Linked DNA regions of Mus musculus: region 2 is linked to region 1. A link is a loop called in an ENCODE intact Hi-C map of the cell type or tissue named here. Cell type or tissue: left cerebral cortex. All regions are shown on one strand.

What was found. A loop is a pair of places that touch in the nucleus more often than their neighbours do. Peaks named below come from ENCODE experiments on the same cell type or tissue, not always from the same donor. Only the 100,000 strongest peaks of a DNase experiment are listed, where the experiment ranks them.
Region 2: a loop joins it to region 1, with 2.3 times the contacts of the local background. A loop is called at or near these places in 3 of 42 quality-filtered maps.

The regions. Positions count from the first base shown.
Region 1 is chr7:107,368,298-107,373,297 of GRCm38, forward strand. Syt9 (synaptotagmin IX) reads left to right here and starts at 2,493. Exons shown (of 7, transcript NM_021889.4): 1 at 2,493-2,850. The coding sequence starts at 2,706. In left cerebral cortex, no CTCF peak of the experiment used is centred here; DNase peaks (open chromatin) are centred at 2,264, 2,453 and 3,083; H3K4me3 peaks cover 1,736 bases.
Region 2 is chr7:107,523,798-107,528,797 of GRCm38, forward strand. All of the region lies in intron 6 of Syt9 (synaptotagmin IX), which reads left to right. Among named protein-coding and RNA genes, the nearest start is that of Olfml1, 41 kb to the right of the region's middle. In left cerebral cortex, a CTCF peak has its summit at 2,730; DNase peaks (open chromatin) are centred at 2,716 and 4,518.

The DNA of each region.
Region 1 (5,000 bases):
ACCTGAGATTCCCCTCTACCTTTAAACTCTAAACCTGACGGTTGTCAATCACTTCTATCAAAGTCCTCCTTGGACTTCTGTACATTGCCTTCTAATTCTTCTAATTGCTACTTTTCATCCTCTTGTTGAGTTATCTTTAAAGGCTGGAGTTATCTCCTAGCCACCTCTCCTGGGAGTAACCTTCCATGTGGCAACTCACTTTCTCTTTCCCATTAATGACCACAGACCCCTGTCATGCAGCTCTAGGCTAACATCTATGTGCCACTAGAGACCCACATATGTCCCAGGTATGCTTTTGAATCTGGGGAGATTTCAGAGGGTTTTTTATGTTGTGGTTTGTTTTTCTGTTTTATTTTAGGGTGCAAATTGTTTTTCATGTTTTATATTTTGAGTCTTACTGTGTATCTCTGGCTAGCTTGAAACTTGCTATGAAGACCTGGCTGGCTTTGAACTTGAATGAATTCTTCTGCCTCTACTTTTCTGAGGACTGAGATTACAAGTTTGGGCTACCAAACCCAGCACCCCTCTTCACATGTTGCTACTTTTCTTTCTTTCAGATTCTATCCATTACAGTCTTCCTAATATTTAAAATGCCTTTCAAATTTGACTGTTTCCCAAGTCAGCATTTGCTTCTGTCTGGTCTAGGCTATCACCAGATTTTAATCTCTTCCAGTTATTACTAACGGAATTCACAGCTTTCAGCTTTCTGACATCATCTCATAAGAGTTACACTGCTATTGGTTTGAACAAGCACTTCCCCTCTTCATACACCATCCTTCTCTGCGTCATGGCCATTGGTGGTCCCCCCTCCACCCTCCCCCCCTTTGGAAGAGCACCTGCTCAGTCTCCTGGACTGGCTCGTTCTCAGCTGGTTCCCTCCTTCACAGTGTGCTGTGTTTGTCTTAGGTGTTTTTGTTTGTTTGTTTGAGGCATGTGTTGCCCAGACTACTTCAGAATGTAGCCAAGGATGACCTTGAACCTCAGAGCACTCGGATTGCAGGCTTATGCCACTATACTGGGTTTGTTTGTTTCTAGATGAAATCCAGAGCCTTGAGTATGGTAGATAAGCAACTCTTCCAATTAATCTGCACCCCAGCCCTGGGCCTTAGTTTTAAAGGAAAAAGTTTAGGAAGTGGGGAAAAAAAAAAAAAACCAAACAAACTAAAAATAGAAACCCAAAATAGACTCTACGTGCCTTTCCACAGCTATCTGGATTTACCTTTATAACTACAGCTGCCCATTCTCTATTACTCTAATATAAACTCCACCAAACCCAGCACTGCTCACCACACAACTTCAAGTTTTGTCTGTTGAGCAAATATTCCTTATTTGCAATATGATTCTTAGACAGCACATCCTTATGGGTAAGAGTCCTAGCTAATTGTTCTAGAATGAAGTTTGACATTAGGATTACATAAATATGTAAGAGAATCAGGGAGAAAGAAAAAGAGGAGCGGGTGGATGAGAGGCAGGGAGAGAGAGGGTGGGGGAGAAGTCTCTTATGAACTTAGGCAAGTACCACCTCTCTTGAGTCTGTTGTTTTAGTGGCAGCGTGGAGATCACACACACACACACACACACACACACACACACACACACACACACACGTTTAAGGCTCTCTATCTAGAGAATTAAATGAAACTATACAAAAGGCTGTGGCACAGTGCCTTGGGCACACAAACAAGCTAAATAATTTGTGGTTATTTCTGGGCTGAGTGCCTAAAAAAATGAAGAGATGGGTAGATGAGAGGTGACTGAGGTCTTTCCAAACATCCACAAATTCTGGATCCTCTGTCTCCTGTGCCAGGGAAATGCTGGCAACCTTCGCATTTCCAATCAGCTTCTTAGAAAACCAATCAGGACCTGCAAAGCTCCAGGTGAGCCTCAGCGTCTTTCCGGAGGGCCATACATCTGTCCTCATTTCTTATCTGAGCCTCCACCTTCTCCAAATCACCATCACGCTGTGCATCCATTCTTTGTTGGAAAATCTTGGCTCTAAACCCCGCATTTGGGCGCGTGACACCCCTGGGCCCGCGGTTTCTGCTCAGACCGCGCTTTCCAAGTTTAAAGAAGGTACTGAGATCTCGGCAGGTGTAGTCTACCCTCCAGCCTTCGCTCCATACAACCGAGAACGTGCTTTGGACCCACGCGTGGCTCCAGAGCCCTGAGGGATGCTAGGTTTGCATCTGGGCGGAGAAATGGGGTGCCAAGAGCGTCTAGCACGCGCACCAGCTCGTACTTCCTGATCCTGGGCGCGGCCGCTCACAGCGCAGGGTCCGGAGCGGAATCAGGCGCTTCTCCTGCAGTGGGCGAGCGCCCCCGTCCCGGGTCCCTACCTGGCGCGCCTGCTCTGCGGCGGCCGCGGCAAACCCCCGCCCGCGGCGCGCACCCCTGACCCGGCCCCGCCCCCGGCGGCCGCGAGTAGCGGGCGGAGCGCGGAGAGGCGCGCTGGGCTGTGCGGCGCCGCCTCCCCTCCGCGCCGAGGGAGGGACGAGGGGCCGCGCGGGAGACGGAGAAAGCCCGAGCGAGCGGCTCTCCGAGAGCTGCATGCAACCGGTGGGAGGCCGACCCGGCTGGCGCTGCGGCTCGGGTGGGGAGCGCGGACCGGCCGGTGGCGGCGGCGGCGGCGGCAGCTCTGAGCTGGCAGGCGGAGGGCTTTCTCCCGCGCCCGCCTGCCCGGCGCGGTCCGAGGATGCGGGGGGGCGATGCCCGGGGCCAGGGACGCGCTCTGTCACCAGGCGCTGCAGCTGCTGGCCGAGCTCTGTGCCCGAGGGGCCCTGGAGCACGACAGCTGCCAAGATTTCATCTACCACCTGCGGGACCGTGCCAGACCCCGGCTCCGCGACCCAGGTAAGCGCGGCCGCCGCCGCTGGCGGGCGCGACTCGAGGGCCCTGAAATGGGGACTTGGGGACCTAGCCAGGGCCTGAGGCAGGAGAGCGACGCAGACTGGAGGAGGGCAATGGGTGACCATTGAGCCCAAGTAGGTCTCCACAACCAGCGCACCACGGCCTGATGCTGGAACCCGGCGAACTCGGGCGGAGGCTGCCGCGCGGAGGCCGAGCCAGGGTGGGCTGGGGCAGGCTTGGAGGAACCACGCCCGCCACCTGCGCTGGGCTCCTGGGGGCGGCTCCTGAGCTCGGGGCTGCGCCCGCCACTTCACTCGCGAGCGCCCGGGAGCCAGGCGAGGCCACGGAGGCCTCGGAGCTGGGAGTGGGATCTGAGAGCCAAGGAAACTCTGTGAAGTTGGGAGTTTGGCACAGCCGGGCTGATTTCCACCCGAAGCTGCTCAACCTGAGTGCCCAGTTTCCCCCCAGGCTCTACTGTGGAAAGGACCAGACAAGATCTTGTCTGGGGCCGGGCCCCAGAGTCACACGACTAGAGCGGCTGGGCCTGAACCCTCTCCTTTCATGTCTCAAGGTGCTTAGGCAATGAGGCCTTGGCTCCCAGTTTGTCTCGCAGTGATAGCTTGGCACACTAGAGTGGTGGGCTTGCTGCAGCTGGCAGTTGTCCTAGTGAAAGTTGTGAGGCTCCTAACTTTGTAAAGTTCGCTTACTTTGGCATCTGACCAATTAAGGTCAGAGGAAGGTGTTTTATTTGAGCAGTTTGCAAGTCCTACTGTTTTCTTACTCATCATTGGGCACTGGAAAGATGCATTCATTCCTTTTGGATATTTCCTGAGCATCTTCTAGGCTGGAGGACTCATAATCTCGAATATTTTTCCAGTCTAAGTGTTTTAAATGTTAAAAGGCAAATCATGGTTAGACTGTTAAAAGAGGGATGAAAGAATGGCCTTTGCCTTGATGTTCCTGTGTGCAGACATTGGCAATAAGCAATTGCTGTGCAAACAAGTAAATGTGAGCATTTCTCATTTCAAGCCAGTTCATTCTATAAAAATACATTTACAAAGGATAAAGAGTGACTTGACTTTTAACTAGGAACGAGCCCATTTAAACAACCTACCTTTAATAGGACAATGCTCAGTGTGTGTGGCAAAGGCAGGTGTTAAAAGTTTGTCACATTTTTCTGTACTCAGAGGATCTATTTTTTTTTCATGCTCATGGTTACATTAATAAATTTCTCAAATGATCTCCAATCTTTTACTCCAAAGGGGAGAATTAAGTGGAGAACTACAGATTGCAGTGATTTCCCTGGAGGCTTGGTTGTCCAGCTTCTGAGTGGCTCTTTGATGGATGAGCGTGTGCCCCACAGACCACAGATATGAATGGAAGTGCCTCACCTCCCCCCAGGAATCCCAGAAAGATGCTCTGAGTGTGGGGTGTTCTGTGCTTACATAGCAGGACCAAGCTCATTATTAACACACTTTTCCCAAAGCTCATGTTAGTACTGACACCTCTCTTTGTGTTCCTGCCCCTGTGAAGCAGATTTTCCTTGTTATCTCAGACAAGTTGTCATCTTTGGCTTTACAAGAGAAGGGGGATGCAGCCTGTCTCTGAATTGGGCTTTAATAAGCCACATCTTTCTGGTCAGTTCTCTCTCTCTTCCATTTAATGAAGTGACTGCTTCCCATGTGCCTAGACTCTCCCAGTTTCCACACTGGGTGGGCCTGAAGGAAGAGTCCCAAGCATACTCCTTACAAGAGGAACTCTGGTTCCTGAACTGGGAAATTGCTTTCAATGACTGTCTTGCTGTTCCCTGACTTCCTGAAAGCTGTGTTCTGCTTAAACTAGGGCACATGGCTTTGAGGTAGCTCCTGCCCCTCTGGCTCTTTTCATTGTGTCAGGAAGTAGCCTGAGCTTGAGACAGGAGAAGGGCCCTGAAATTAAGAAAGTGGGAGGAATTTATAGCCAAAGATGCATTTAACACACCACCCTCTCTTTCAGGGCACATCTGCTCAGTCCAGACCTCCCCATCCCTCTCCCTTCCTCACCTTGCTCACAGTAATTCTTACATACATCTCGTGAGTGCATGTCCTTTCCTCTGAAGCTGTTCGTGCAAACCAAGAGTGCCCTTAATCTCTGAGCCCTAAAGATGAGTGGCT
Region 2 (5,000 bases), 160 kb after region 1:
CAAAGAGGCAAACTAACTGAACCCAGAAGGTCCCAGAGCAAGATGCCTTCCTGCTATTGAATAAGGTGTGATGGTGTCTGATAAAACTGGTCAAACTTGCTGCCGCTCGTGAACACAGAAAAGCCCACAGGAGTGAGCATGAATGTGTCTTCAGAGGCAGGGTTGGGTTGGGTTGGGTTGGGTTGGGTTGGGTTGGGTTGGGTTGGGGTTGCTTACTTAGTTTATGTTAAAAAAAAAAAAGATGAATTCATGAGACAGGTGGCTTCCTCTTTCTCTCCACATGTTGCCTTTTGACATTCTGGACGACTGAGCAGTAATCAGAGATGATGGTTTGTGGCTATTAGTATTTCTTTTGAGAACTGTCCTTTTCATGGGTCACATGTTGCTTGGTAGGTGTTATTGTTGTTTGGTATTGAATTTTGCAGTTCTCCATAAATTTTGGATATTAGTTCTTTGTCTGGAGTATAACTAGTAAAAGTTTCTTCTATTCTGTGAGCTGTTCATTCTGCTGATATTGTATTGTGCAGAAACTTCAATTTCATGAAGTCCCCTCTGTTGAATCTTGGGGTTACTTCCTATGCTGTTGGAATTCTGATCACAAAGCTTCCCCCAATATCCTGGCTTTCAGATCATTAAAGGAATCATAAAGTAGATCATCCAGAAATGCACTGCCCATTCATATGCATGTGCTTCTAAGTGGTCTACTGACCAGCCTGCTTAGACACCCGTGATTCCTACAAGGCTGTAGGCACACATACAAGTACACACATAATTAATAACATAACATAAACATAAAACAATCATGGACAGAAGCTTTCCTTCTGGTGGAAGCAGAAGAGATTCCACCAGACATGCGGCTGTATTTCTCAAAGACTGGTTAGCTAACTTCATCAATATTAAAACCTGAAGGTGGGGATTAAAATCAGAAGGTAGGGAGCCAACAGAATCAAATAACCTGTGATACTATTTGATATGAATGGCATTCAGTTGGATATGGAGGGAAAAGAATATTAAAACAAGAAGTGTCCAGTATTCTGAGTTCGAGGACAGCCAGGGCTATACAGAGAAACCCTGTCTCAAAAAAAAAAAGAAGAAGAAGAAGAAGAAGAGGAGGAGGAGGAGGAGGAGGAGGAGGAGGAGGAGGGAAAAGAAAGAAAGAGAGAAAGAAAGAGAGAAAAGAAGGAAGGAAGGAAGGAAAGAGAAAGAAAGAAAGAAAGAAAGAAAGAAAGAAAGAAAGAAAGAAAGAAAGAAAGAAAGAAAGGAAGGAAGGAAGAAAGAAAGTGTCTAGTAAATCACAAGAGATAAGACGAAAAGCTCAGCTGTTCGAAATGTATGTGAATGCACCCTTCACGGGTGTTAGCAGAATGTCCCTGGGTAGAGCTACAGCCTTGTGGGCATCACTGGCAGGTCAACAGACCACTTAGAATCCCAAGTATATAAATGGGCAGTGTCTTCCTGGAAAGCTTGAAGGTTGAAAACTTGAAAAGTGTGGAGCTGAGCAGAAATTATCCATAAGGGAATATCCAGTAAAAGACTGAGGCTCACAAAGTTAACCATCACCCTAGTGCAGAGGCCCGTCTAGTCGTGAGGACACACTTCTGGCAGTTTTATTTTGTTAAGGAGACAGTATCTGACAAGTCCTCAACTTGGCTTTGCTATGAGATAGTCACTAGATTACTTTTGATGTAAACAACAGAAATTCTATAACTCAATAGATTTTGCAAGGAAACTATGTGTTATCTGGCCATAGAGTCTAGAGAGGATAAGAGATAGGGATTGGAGATTCAGCAGCTAAGGATGATGCCAAGATAGTGGACATCTTTCCTTTGTTTCATCTTCAGACAAGTGACATCAGACTTTAGACATTAAGTCCAGAGGAAATGGTAAAACTATATTTCTTGTAACTCTCACTTAGGAAACAAGGGAAGATTTCCTCAGACCCCTGTCAGTCTTTCCACTTACATTTCATGGCCATACATTAGCTGGATATTGAAACAATGTGCACAAAAGATGTCTCACTTTAAAGATGAATTGTCTCTGAGACACCATGAAAAGCACCATCTCCTTCCCTAGCAAGACCTGGCCAACCTTCCTGCTGCATCTCCCTGTCCACTCAAAGTTTACCCTCAACTCAAGACTCCATCTTAGGATTCAGAAAGGCTCAAGCCAGCATGGTGCCACATAGCAGCAAGTCAAGAACAGATCCATGCCCTTCCCATACCAGTAGGTCCCAAGGAACCTTTCCAGACAAGAGATGGTCTGTCTAGAGACCTTTAATGGCCATTGCCCCACTGCAGCCTGTCACATCTTGCATATGGCTGTCAATACTCTTTTCTCTGGTGAAAATGGAGGCTAAGGAGCTTTTTTATTTTATTTTATTTTATTTTTCAATCCCTATATTTGCCCATGGTCTACTTAGGAAGAGAATCAACACAGTCATATTAAACCTACCTCATGCGGAATCCTGGCTTTCAATTCTTTGCATAAAGCTGGACTCTGGCTTCTCCAGCTTTTACTCAGTTTCCCTCCTTTATAACACTAAGATTCAACAGACATTTGTCAGGAATTTTCTCCAGTCCCACTACCCTCAGTGTTTGCAATGGTCAGTGTGGGTTGTGGGACATTTGTACCACTGCCAAGCATCTCTTCCCCCGTAGCTGGAAGGAGAGGGCAGAGGGCTGGAGATCAGCTATCATTACTCTGCTACTCTTTGCTGCCCTCCCATGGCCATTGATACCAATGCACCTACCTCATCAGGAGCTTATGGATGCATTCTGCTGATAAATCTGTGGGGTTTCAAACAAAACAAAATTCCAAACAAGGTTCATACACTGAGAAACAAATATGTAACCCAATATGAATGAGGGGTTTCTACTACCTCCCAAGAGAAAATGGCTGGACAAGAGGAGACAGAGTGGGTAGCATGATCCTGCTGGGGTACTCCTAGAAGCTGAGATTGTTCATTGTTTTGTAGAATCTCACCATTCCACTCTCCAACATCCTCACTTAAAGGAGAACACTTTCAATTGACCTCTCTTCCCCTCTGAGGGTAGAGTTGGAAGTCCCTTTCCTTTGCCTAGGCAGTGATTAATCCATTGTAGCTGCCTTCATCCTCCATAACATTTTAAGACTTATTCTTTTGAATAAAACAAAATATTTGTGAACAGGTGCCTAACACTTTGCCAAACTAAGGCAAATGCTCATTTCATCCCCATAGCTAAGTAGACATAGTTTGTTTAATAACAGTTCTGATGTCACCTGGTGCTGTGTTCTGTGTGATTCATACCTAGCAAGAGTTCCATGTGCCCAGGATAGAACTCGTGACCCATATTTTGGGGCACACTATGAATGAATCACAGAGAAGCACAACCTGTAAACATGGAAATCACCCCAGGAATGCTGAACAGCTGAGAGGCTGGAGGGATGACAGGGATACGTGTCTCTGGCCAGCTCAGCTATTAAGTCAGTGGCTCAAACTTCTTCAACTGTAGCATGTCCACTTAACCCTGAACTGTCCACCTCTGGATGCAGCTCCTGATGTCACAGATTTGATTGTTGCTGAGTTCAAAGTCAAGTCCAGGATCACCCAAAAGCCACAGAAGTGTGGTAATAAGGGCTGTGTCTGCTCTGTATATCATGGCATTTCTTACCTTTCCTGTAGCACCTAGAACATTGTTTTATACATCAAAACAATTCTTAAAATGCTAACGAGGAAGAGAGCAGTTGTGGTGTCATATACCACCCTAGAAGATGCTCATGGTGTCCCATTATGCATTCACAGTGGAAAGTCAATGTCAAGGACTGGGTTTTTTTTTTTTTAATGAAGATTTTAGGCATAAAATAGTGAGAATCTACAAAATAATGAACAAATATCAACTTCCAGAGGAATTCCCTCATTTCCATTCATCTCCAGGTTTTTATGGTTGGTGTTGAATGAACATATAATGGTTTGCATAACTATCATACAAGAACTGAGCTCTTGAAGAATCCTTGGTCACGATTAGACTAACCAGGTTGGTGGAGGCAGTCAGTCATTCCTGTCTATTGTGGCAAGAGTTGATGGAGAATATAAGTTGGCCTGTGGGTCCCCAGTGAGGTGCAGACCCGGAACTGTCATGATGCCACAGATCTTCCTGGATGTAGGAGCTCCAGCACAACAGAGTTGACTTAGGAGTGCCCCAGCTGAGTCTACTGTCTAGCCTCTAGGGCACAGAGTCGGTACCTGCTAACTGATCTGAAAACTTGTCCTGGCAACAGAACGAACAGGAGGAAAGATTTCCTGTAGCAAGGAAGAGCGAGCAGTGCAGCGCACAAAGACAGCAATGGGCAAGGATTCAGGAACACTCAATGAGAATACCTGCCCTCCCCAAGCAAGGCTCTGCTCCCTCGTAGACTGGCCCTACAGGGATGCCTGAGCTGGTGGTGACCGACTTAAAGATCCAGCAGAGGCTGTAACATATTTTGCTTAAAACTACAGCTGGTTTATAATTTTGGCCTCAGACAGTAATTACAGCTGCCAGGGCTCCTCTGAGAGATAATTACGGGAAGAATTCAGCACACTCATTTTATCTACACACTTAACCATCAATTAAATCATTACCATCTAATCCTATCCCAGAGTCTAGGAATGTTCTGTGAATATATAATTTTGAAGACATTGAAGTTTGTTTTCAGATGATTTTAAGTGAAAAATTGCTCAATTTCCATAGCCCACACAGGCCCCTGGGCATGTTATCTCTATGAAGGCAGAGCCAGTGTCTCCTAGCCTGTGGTGACTGCCCCTCTGGAGGCCTGTGCTACATAGAGGACTGAGCTAAGATGGGTTTGCCCTGGGCTACAACTCTCCATTCACTCAAACTCAGGAGTGGGTCTTTTCTCATTGGAAGTTCAGGGCTCCAGAGTCTGACCACTGAATTTGTACTTTGACTTTTCTGAGCTGTGTGTCTCTGAACAGGTTGTTAAAATTTATTTAAGCCAGATTAGTCAACTTTTCAAGTACA